Regions from separate parts of the Homo sapiens genome. Here region 1 is linked to region 2. A link is a contact called in ENCODE Hi-C or POLR2A ChIA-PET data. All regions are on one chromosome and are shown on one strand. The core of a region is the stretch at or near the end of the contact, and the rest is flanking DNA. Distances in the headings are between cores, read along the strand shown. Region 1 overlaps CLIC4 (chloride intracellular channel 4). Region 2 has its middle 45 kb from the start of SRRM1.

What was found. A loop is a pair of places that touch in the nucleus more often than their neighbours do. ChIA-PET counts read pairs that join two places held with the same protein, here RNA polymerase II (POLR2A). Pooled maps may share reads with other maps.
Region 1: a loop to region 2 is called in a pooled map, with 3 times the contacts of the local background. The contact joins two enhancer-like sites. A Hi-C loop is called at or near these places in 1 of 168 maps with a recorded cell type or tissue (astrocyte of the cerebellum), 1 of 37 single-sample maps with no recorded cell type and 5 of 50 pooled maps. POLR2A ChIA-PET finds 5 or more read pairs at or near these places in 15 of 52 experiments (AG04449, AG04450, BJ and 12 more).

Annotation. Positions count from the first base shown.
Region 1 is chr1:24,767,785-24,773,168 of GRCh38, reverse strand. All of the region lies in intron 1 of CLIC4 (chloride intracellular channel 4), which reads right to left. Among named protein-coding and RNA genes, the nearest start is that of CLIC4, 25 kb to the right of the region's middle. Within about 2 kb of position 2,813, at least 8 of the 41 ENCODE cell types and tissues checked have a DNase peak (open chromatin) inside an H3K27ac peak, as active enhancers do.
Region 2 is chr1:24,685,581-24,690,739 of GRCh38, reverse strand. No RefSeq gene overlaps it. Among named protein-coding and RNA genes, the nearest start is that of SRRM1, 45 kb to the right of the region's middle. Within about 2 kb of position 2,004, at least 2 of the 41 ENCODE cell types and tissues checked have a DNase peak (open chromatin) inside an H3K27ac peak, as active enhancers do.

The DNA.
Region 1 (5,384 bases), core at 1,564-4,063, 82 kb before region 2:
GATTACATTCCAGGTGAAGTGTGAAAAAAGAGAGATTACAGTTTAAGTAAACAAAAGGAAAATAAAGAATTCAGAGGGTAAATGAGATATGTGGGGGACTTTTAAAACACAATTGCTTGACATGCACAGAAAATTGGCTGTAAGGATATATATCACAATATTGCTTAAAGCCAAATTTCAGACCTCTAAATGACTAAGAACAATGGATTAATGAAGATGACCATAAACAATGAAAAACTGCAATCATGAAAATGCTATACAATATTTTATTAATAGTATAAAATATTAGCTCTCAACAAACATGAATAAATTAATGAATCTTCCTCATTTGTTTTAATTTTGGATTATGTATTTTTAAATGTTCATTAAAATATATTACAAAATCAGCCGGGCGCTGTGGCTCACACCTGTAATCCCAGCACTTTGGGAGGCCAAGGTGGGTGGATCATGAGGTCAGGGGTTCAAGACCAGCCTGGCCAAGATGGTGAAACCCCGTCTCTACTAATAATACAAAAATTAGCTGGACACGGTGGCGGGCACCTGTAATTCCAGCTACTCAGGAGGCTGAGGCAGGAGAATCGCTTGAATCTGGGAGGCGGAGACTGCAGTGAGCTGAGATCGTGCCACTGCACTCTAGCCTGGGCGAGAGAGCAAGACTCCGTCTCTCTCTATATATATACATTACAAAATTAGTTTCCGCAAAAATTATATATTCAACACTGTATTTCAGCTGTGAAAGTTAATATTCAGAATTCTTGTCTATCTTCTTTGCTGGCCTAAAACTTCAAATATCTGAAGAGTATAACATAGCAGGATGTTTCTTACTGAAATATTTTACTTCGGATTTCAATGCACAGGTTACTCAAATATGATGAAGGAAAATTCTATAAATTTGACTGGCTTTAAAAAAAAAAGAAGAAGAAGAATGGTTCTGTGTCTGCTTTATTTTAGATACAACAAACAAAATCTTTCCTTAAACTTTCTTTCAGGAGCTCACCTGGGAAATAAAATATATTCTTTCGGGTCAAAGAATTCACTCCTGAAATATTTTTTCTTTCTTTGGCAAACTGCCTCCATTATCATGAAGAATTTGTATTGGCTCTATTTTTGTTATCTAATAGATTGCTTCTAATTATGAGAATTTAATTCTCTGGATCTGACGTTGGAATCTCAGGGCTCAACTTTCTGCCTAAGCCTAAGCTTAAGCCAAGCCTAAGGCTACCTTGGCATATAAAATAATACAAACTGGACTGAACATCACCTCCAAGAAATACACCCACTTGACAGATGAGGTAGCAGATCAATTAGGATACACATAGGACTTGAACCTGGCCTTCCAGTTACATAATATTCTAGTTCTCTAAACCAATCTGTTAGGTTTAGACCAATAGCTATATAGTGAGTAGCTAGTTACAAAACCCCAATTACATGTCTCAAGTTCAATAACTGAATACTACTTTTAACTCTGGTATTTTACTATGAGGTAATATAGAACACAATAACAGAAAATATTTAATATATTCTCTCTTACATGCTTATATTCCTATACTATGCACACCAATTTGCCAAAAAACACTAATAAATGCTTACTGAATTAATGAATTATCTCCTATATATAAAGGTTTGTGGTAGGGGGTAGATATAAAAGATGAAGAAAATAGTCCCTTAGTCTTTAGAAGAACATAATAATTTTTTAAATTTAAAATATAAAAAGAAGAAAAAAGAAAATAATCCCTTATCCTTGATCTCCTGGAATTTACATTCTAGCCTGGAACAAAAATGTAATTAAAGGTGATTCAGATGAGTGGCAGAATATAAAAATGCACAAACTGCCCCAAACAGTAGGAAAGAGTAGTTCTGCTAAGGGAACAACATGGTCAGAGAAGGATTCAGAACAGATTCCAACTTAGGCTTGGAGAACATTTAGTTTCATGAACTGATCCCTAAAACCCCGAAATATGTTAAGCTAAACTTTTTACACAATTAGTTGTATTCCAAAGTATTTATAGTAAGATGCGCCACAGATGTGTGTATATAGTTCTTCTCTTCAGAAGCATAGCACGTTCGTAAGGGCTTGAGTGTTTAGGAATGCTTGCAAAGGGCTCTAAGAAGGAACACAAGAGTTGGAAATAATTATTGTAAGAATGCTTTGGGGGACTTTTCAAAGTCCTTATTTGAGAAGGACATGTGCTGTGACCAGAAGCAGATTTATTCCATCATTCCGTTCTATTACAATCTCTCTAACCAGCCAATCAGAAGAAATCCTATTACCATTTAGCCATACTGAGATCTGCTTTAATGGTTAAAAATGGAATAAACCAAGAAAATACTAAGTAAAACACGTTTCTTACAACTTACAAAGATGAGTCCAGCCTCACAGTAAAAATATGTGACAAAGACTCAAGGATAAAACCAACTCAAAAAACAAAAAAAAAAGAAGAAGAATTGGTGTGAGGAAAATGACAAGGTCAAGAAATTAAAGAAGCTAATTTATTTATAACCTCCCCTCAAAGGGAGGCATAAGTGACTATGCTTCATATACAAAGCAACTTTTTAAAAATTTGTGTGCTTGTTTTACAGAAAGATTCCTTATAATTTTTTTATTCTTTTTTTAAAGAAGCAAAGGCAGGCAGACTATAAGACTAATCAGTTTGGTAAGTGAGCCAAAAGCAAGGGGGGAAAAAACAGATCCAAAAGCACTGGCTGATCTCATTAGCTTTGCTTAAGAAACTTTATAGATGTGACTTCACTCCTGGATTACACGTCTATATTTAGTTTATACCTAATATGGATAAAGTCTTGAACCAACAGTCATTTCCTCTCTCCACAAAAAGAAACTTCCTTGCCTTTTTTTTTTTTTTCTACCAACCTCTGAAGGGGGAGGAAGGGAGAAAGGGAGAGGGCAGAAAGAAAAGAACTCACAGAAAAATAATTAACAAATTAGTATATGATTTTTGTTAAACTTGAACCATTTAGACATTTCTCAATTGGAAAACAATCCTAAAATCAAAATATGTGAGGCCAAGCACAATGGCTCATGCCTGTAATGGGAGGCCAAAGTGGGAGGATAACTTGAGTCCAGGAGTTCAAGACCATCTTAGGCAACACAGTGAGACCTCATCTCCACAAAAAAATTAATTTAAAAAAAATTAGCTGGGCATGGTGGCACTGCAAGTCCCAGCTACTCAGGGAGCTAAAGGAGGAGGATCACTTGAGCCCAGGAGGTCAAGGTGGCAGTGACCTGTGATGACACCACTGCACTCCATCCTGGGCAACAGTGAAACTCTGCCTTAAAAAAAAAAAAGACATTCAAGTCAGGTTCCTTAACAAGTTTATAAATAAACCCTCTAAAGTGCTTTATAAAATACTAATTAACCAGGCCCCCAAAATGCAACGAGGTGAGGTAATGGAAATTTTAGTTGCCTTTCAAATTTTACCAAGAGAACTGAAAGCAACCAAAGTCATCTAATGAACCATCTAGGCTCACTAGTTGTTAGTATGTTTTAGAAATATCCTTAAATATTCTCAGAATTTTTTTTTCAGGGTGACTGAAAACAGAACATAAGAAATTCTGTTAGGAAAGCATTCAAGTTTCAAATAAATAGAGAAAAATAACATAAACAAAGTTATTGATTCAGGTTCTGAAATCCCAAAGACGTTAGTACAAATCACAGTACTGCTACTTACTGGCCCTGCAACCATACCCAAACAATGATCTCTCTAATTCTCATGTGTTAAACAGTATTGATAGCACCTATTTCAAAGTTTATATGAGGATTAAATTAGCTAACACATGCAAACGGCTGGCACACTGTGCCTGGCCCATAGTAAGCACCCAATGCTATCTATTACCTCATGACCATTATTCTGGCTTTAGTAGGGAAACAAAAACTTACTGATCATTTTTTATATATCTGTTTATTCTGTATAGTGATAAATTAAGTAGCTTCAGAAAACTTATAACATTATTATAAAATAAAGATTTTAAAGTCACTTCATGATTCTTACATTATGTTTTTTTGTTTGTTTTCTTTTGTTTTGAGACAGAGTCTCACTCTGCCACCCAGGCTGGAGTGGAGTGGTGCAATCAGAGTGGCTCACTACAGCCTCAATCTCCTGCTTCAGCCCCACTAGTAGCTGAGACCACAGGCATGTGCCACCATGCCCCGCTATTTTTAATTATCATTAAATAAATGATAGAGATTATATCTACCAATTACAGACATGCTAAAGTTTTCTTTCTTTTTCTTTTTTTTTTTTTTTTTGGTGAGGCAGAGTCTCACTCTGTCGCCCAGGCTGGAGTGCAGTGGCACAATCTCGGCTCACTGCAACCTCCACCTCCTGGGTTCAAGTGATTCTTCTGCCTTAGCCTCCCGAGTAGCTGGGACTACAGGCACATGCCACCATGCCTCCTAATTTTTGTATTATGAGTAGAGATGGGGTTTCACCATCTTGGCCAGGCTGGTCTCGAACTCCTGACTGACCGCCTCAGCCTCCCAAAGTACAGGGATTACAGGCGTGAGCCACCGCACCCGGCCGACATGTTAATGTTTTAAGCTTTATCATCTCATTGTGGTATAAGATGAAAAAGTCTAAAAACAATAATCTTAGATAGAGTCTAGAAAAATTAGAAGACTTCATTTTTACTCCTTAAAAATTACTAAATATAAAACCTGTAGATCTACACTATCTCAACTTCTTCCAGACAAATTAAATAAAAAGAGCTTAATCTCTTCTCTTTAAGAGAAATGTAGATGTGTTAAAAATATAAGCACGTCTACATTTCCTTTAAAGAAAGCATTAGATAAAGGCTAGTTAATATATGACCTGTTCAGTTGTAAAGGTGAATACCACAAAAATCAAGAAATAGTGAAATTTGGTAGCACAGGAAGCCAAAATCCATAATTCAAAAGTACTTTTACCCAGCACTTTGGGACGCCACCACAAGGGGATTACTTGAGTTCAGGAATTTGGGACCAGCCTGGGCAACATGGCAAGATCCCCATATCTTAAAAAAATGAAAATTTTGGCTGGGCGTGGTGGCTCATACCTGTAATCCCAACACTTTGGGAGGCCAAGGAGGGCGGATCACCTCATGTCAGGAGTCCGAGATCAGCCTGACCAACATGGAGAAATCCCGTCTCTACTAAAAATACAAAAATTAGCCAAGCGTGGTGGCAAGCGCCTGTAATCCCAGCTACCCGGGAGGCTGAGGCAGAACTGCTTGAACCTGGGAGGCAGAGGTTGTAGTTAGCCGAGATCATGCCACTGCACTCCAGCCTGGGCGACAGAGCGGAACTCCATGCCAAAAAAAATATATATATATATAATTTTAATTAAAAATTTTTAATTAAGAGTATTTGTACAGAACCAATAAGATCCTA
Region 2 (5,159 bases), core at 755-3,254:
GATTGTGTCACTGCACTCCAGCCTGGATGACAGAGTGAGACTTCATCTCAAAAAAAAAAAAAAAAAAAGGCCAGGCACGTGGTGGCTCACACCTGTAATCCCAGCACTTTGGGAGGCTGAGGCGGGTGGATCATGAGGTTAGGAGTTCGAGACCAGTCTGGTCAACATGGTGAAACCCTGTCTCTACTAATAAGGCTTAGAGGTGAAGGGGTGGGTTCTGGAGTCAGACAGACAAGATCTAAATCCTGGTTCTATTGCTCACCAGCTATGTGACTTTCTTTTTTTTTGAGACAGATTCTGCCTCCCAGGCTCAGGAGATCTTCCTGCCTCAGCTCCCAGAGTAGCTGGGACTACAGGTGCGTGCCATCACGCCTGGCTAATTTTTTTGTAGAGATGGGGTTTCTCCATGTTACCAAGGCTGGCCTCAAACTCCTGGGCTCAAGCAATATGCCTGCCTTGGCCTTCTAAAGTGCTAGGATTACAGGCGTGAGCCACCGCGCCCAGCCTATGTGACCTTTGTGTGCCTTGGTTCCTTCATCTATAAAATGGGAGAAGAATGCCCAGGAACACAGGTGGAAGAATTAATGAGATGCAGTAAGGGCTCAGTGCTGGAATTACAGGTGGGAGCCACCGCACCCAGCCTGTGTGAAAATTTTAAGAATTAGAATCAGGCCGGGCACCGTGGCTCATGCCTGTAATCCCAGCACTTTGGGAGGCCAAGGCAGGTGGATCGCTTGAGCCCAGGAGTTCAAGACCAGCCTGGGCCACATGAAAAACCCAGTCTCTACAAAAAAATTTTTTTAATTAGCCAGGCATGGTGGCATGCGTCTGTAGTCCCAGCTACTTGGGAGGCTAAGGTGGGAGGATTGCCTGAGCCCAGGAGGTCGAGGCTGCAGTGAGTTGTGATCATGCCATGTACTCCAAGCCTGGGCAACAGTATGAGACCCTGTCTAAAAAAAAAAAAAAAAAAATCAGAATCACTTTGCTCTAAAACAGATCTTTCAGATAATAAGAGCAGAGCTATGGCAGCCAGGTGTGGTGGCTCACACCTGTAATCCCAGCACTTTGGGAGGCCAAGGCCAGCGGATCATCTGAGGTCGGGAGTTGGAGACCAGCCTGAGCAACATGGAGAAACCCCATCTGTACTAAAAATACAAAAATTAGCTGGGCATGGTGGCACATGCCTGTAATCCCAGCTATTCAGGAGGCTAAGGCAGGAGAATAACTTGAACCTGGGAGGTGGAGGTTGCGGTGAGCCAATATCACACCACTGCACTCTAGCTTGGGCAACAAGAGCGAAACTCCACGTCAAAAAAAAAAAGAAAAAAAGAGTAGAGCTATCTGTAGCTATTAAAGAAGAGAAAAAATAAGAGGAAAACAATATTTGCTGAGGATTTATTATGTACCAGGCATGGCACTAAACCTGTTTAGAGGTCCTGTCTCATTTAATCCTCACAGCCTTATGAGGTAAATACTATTATTAACCCTGTTTCACAGGTAATGAAACAGATGCACAGAACAACTGAGTGTGTTCATTGACTGTCATTCATTCACTCAATGCCTCGCCTGTGCCAGGCCTTGGGGACTCCCCAGTACACAAAGTAGACAAAGGCCCAAGTCGCCTGCTGTTGAAGGACTAGAAAGTGGGTTCCCTAGGACCCTCGGGGGAGCGTCTTCAGAGCCCAAGTGCATGACCACGATGGAACGGGATCCTCATGAAGTAGTGAGTTTCCTGCCACTGAAGGTATGCAAGTGAGAGCTGGGGACTTGCTGGGAAGGAATTCCCGCTTGGGATGGGCTGGAGCCAGTGGACGGCAGGAGCCCTGTAGCTGTTCTTCAAGTTCTGCAATCCTACAGGGAACCTCTGAGCACTGAATCAAAGCCTCCCACTTGCAGGATAAAAGGTGGGGAGGAGGAAAAAGGAAAGGGGAAGAAAGCATGGAGAAGCCGGAGGGGCAGGACTGACCTCAGGGCATCAGCTCCACAGCAGGCACCCAGGCCCGGGTGCCACCTAGTGGAAGGCTCAGAAAACGAAGAGAAGGCCAGAGAGAGGGACAGAGACGAAGAAATTGAGAGTGACGGATGAGTGTGTCCCTGAGCTAACTCAGGAGCCCTACCTCAGTGTCCCAGACCCTTCTGAATAATGACACTGGATATAGTGAAATTTAAGACTTTTTTCCCCTGTATTTTGACCTCTCTAAAGTCAGATACGTCTTACAATGAATGCGGTGGTGGTTTAATAGGTGGTGGTGCATCCTACAATTGCACGTATGTAAGATTTGATGGAACACTGAAAACTGTCATTGATGGAGCCCTTGTGACATGCCAGGCATGAGCTAAGCCCTCTACCTGTATGATGTTATTGAATCCATGCCCATTTAACAGAAGAGGAAACAGAGGAGGCTGAGGGAGGTGAAGTCATGTGCCCAGGTCTCACAGTAAGTATGTCTGTGGCTGAGAAGCTGGCTGCAGGACTGCTGACCACTGCTACACTGCACAGCTCCCCTCTCTGTGTCACCAGTCACCTTGTTTTATCACTGCCTGAGTGTCCCCTGGCTCCCACCCTCGACCCCTGCCCACATGCCATGATCTCCGCTGGGACAGGGCCTGTGTTTCATTTGTCTAATTTAATGCTCACAAAAACCCTGTGAAGGTGGGTACCATCACTACCATTTGACCTACAGAGGTTAAAGTTTAAATAAATAGAAGCATCTGGCTGGGTGTGATGGCTCATGCCTGTAATTCCAGCACTTTGGGAGACCGAGGCGGGCAGATCACTTGAGGCCAGGAGTTCCAGACCAACCTGGCCAACATGGCAAAACCCTGTCTCTACTAAAAATACAAAAATTAGGCTGGGCATGCTGGCTCACGCCTGTAATCCTAGCACTTTGGGAGGCCGAGGCGGGTAGATCACCTGAGGTCAGGAGTTCGAGACCAACCTGGTCAACATGGTGAAACCCTGTCTCTACTAAAAAATACAAAAAAAATTAGTTGGGCATGGCACGCTCCTGTAATCCCAGCTACTCGGGAGGCTGAGGCTAGAGAATCACTTGAACCCGGGAGGTGGAGGTTGCAGTGAGCCGAGATTGCACCACTGCACTCCAGCCTGGGCGACAGAGCAAGACTCCGTCTCAAAAAAAAAAAAAAAAAGTATGCTATAATTCTAGTTCATATTATGCCCAGTGAAAAAAAGAATATTAAATATTATGTGTATCTGGTATGATCCTGATATTTGTAGCTATGAATGTACTTATAGAGAAAAAACCTGACTCATTTTATATATTAGAGGAGAGGAGCTCAGGGTGGGTTCGGTGTAGCCAGGTAGGACATTTGACCTAGGACAGGTGTCTTTGATTATATTAGGATGGTGGGATTGCCAATAATTTTTTCTCTAGATTTTTATGTTTTCCAAATTCTCTAAAAATGAGCATGTCTTTTTAAAATTAGAAAATATCCTATAAGGCCAGGCGCGGTGGCTCACGCCTGTAATTCCAGCACTTTGGGAGGCCAAGGAGAGCAGATCACTTGAGGCCAGGAATACCAGACCAACCTGGCCAACATGGCAAAACCCTGTCTCTACTAAAAACACAAAAATTAGGCTGGGCACAGTGGCTCATGCCTGTAATCCTGGCACCTTGGGAGGCCGAGGCGGGTGGATCACCTGAGGTCAGGAGTTTGAGACCAGCCTGGTCAACATGGTAAAACCCCGTCTCTACTAAAAAAATACAAAAAAAATTAGCCGGGCATGGTGGCACATGCGTGTAATCCCAGCTACTGGAGAGGCTGAGGCTGGAGAATCAGTTGAACCTGGGAGGTGGAGGTTGCAGTGAGCCAAGATCATGCCACTGCACACGCCAGCCTGGGCAACAGAGCGAGACTTTGTCTGAAAGAAAAAAAAAAGGCATCTAAAATTATTTTTAAATGACTGGGTAAGAAATTTACAACGGGGAGGACTGTGGCTGTGTTTTGATGTTGGCATAGGGGTGACTTTTATTTATTTTCCAATTTTCCTGGCCATAGAAAACACTTTTAAAATGTATGCTATAGCCGGGCACAGTGGCTCACACCTGTAATACCAGCACTTTGGGAGGTCAAGGCGGGTGGATCACCTGACGCTGGGAGTTCGAGACCAGCCTGACCAACATGGAGAAACCCTGTCTTACTAAAAATACAAAATTAGCCGGGCGTGGTTGGCACATGGCTGTAATCCCAGCTGCTCGGGAGGCTGAGGCAGGAGAATCACTTGAACCCGGGAGGCGGAGGTTGCGTTGAGCTGAGATCACACCATTGCACTCCAGCCTGGGCGACAAGAGCAAAACTCTGTCTCAAAAAAAAAAGAAAAAAAGAAAAAAAAGAAAAGAAAATATCATATTAAATGCATTTATAAGTCCAACAAAGATTTGGACAAGAAAGGACATACCAGGCTAGGTGCAGTGGCCCACCCTGTGATCCCAGCACTTTGGGAGGCCAAGGTGGGAGGACTGCTTGAGCTTAGGAGTTTGAGACCAGCTTGGGCAACGTGGCCAAACCCCACTTCTACCAGAAATACAAAAATTAGCTGGGCCTGCTGGCATCCGCCTATAGTCCCAGCTACTCAGGAGGCTGAGGTGGGAGGATGACTTGAGCCCAGGAGGCGGAGGGTGCAGTGAGCTGAGATCACGCTATTGCACTCCAGCCTGGGCGACAGAGCAAGACTCTGCCCCCACCGGCCCCCGCCCTGGCCACCCCCCACCAAAAGAAAAAGGACATTCCAGGCAGAAACAGCAAGAAGCAAGAAAAGCAAAAGAAAGAAAGTGGGAAATCCCAGGGTATGAGCCTTGAACCAGCCATGAGCACCTGGCGGATGCTCGGCAAATCCCTACTGCCTGGGTGGGTCCGACCGGGCTGAGACCAGTTAGGCTTTGGCACCTCCCTCTGGTTGGCTACAGAAGCCAAGCCCCCACGTTTAAAATGCCAGAAGCCCCGGGCCTGGTTGTGCACTGAGGAGGGTCTTGGTGAAGAAACACATGCTGAACTTCATAAGGACCGTTGTTTCACACCCTTTTCCCAGGTGCGGCTTTTCACTCCATGTTACCAGGGTCCACTGGAACCACTTCTCCTCCTACTTCAGACGCCCTGGCTGACCTCACCTGGTCTTTGTTTCCTTCACTACAACAGAA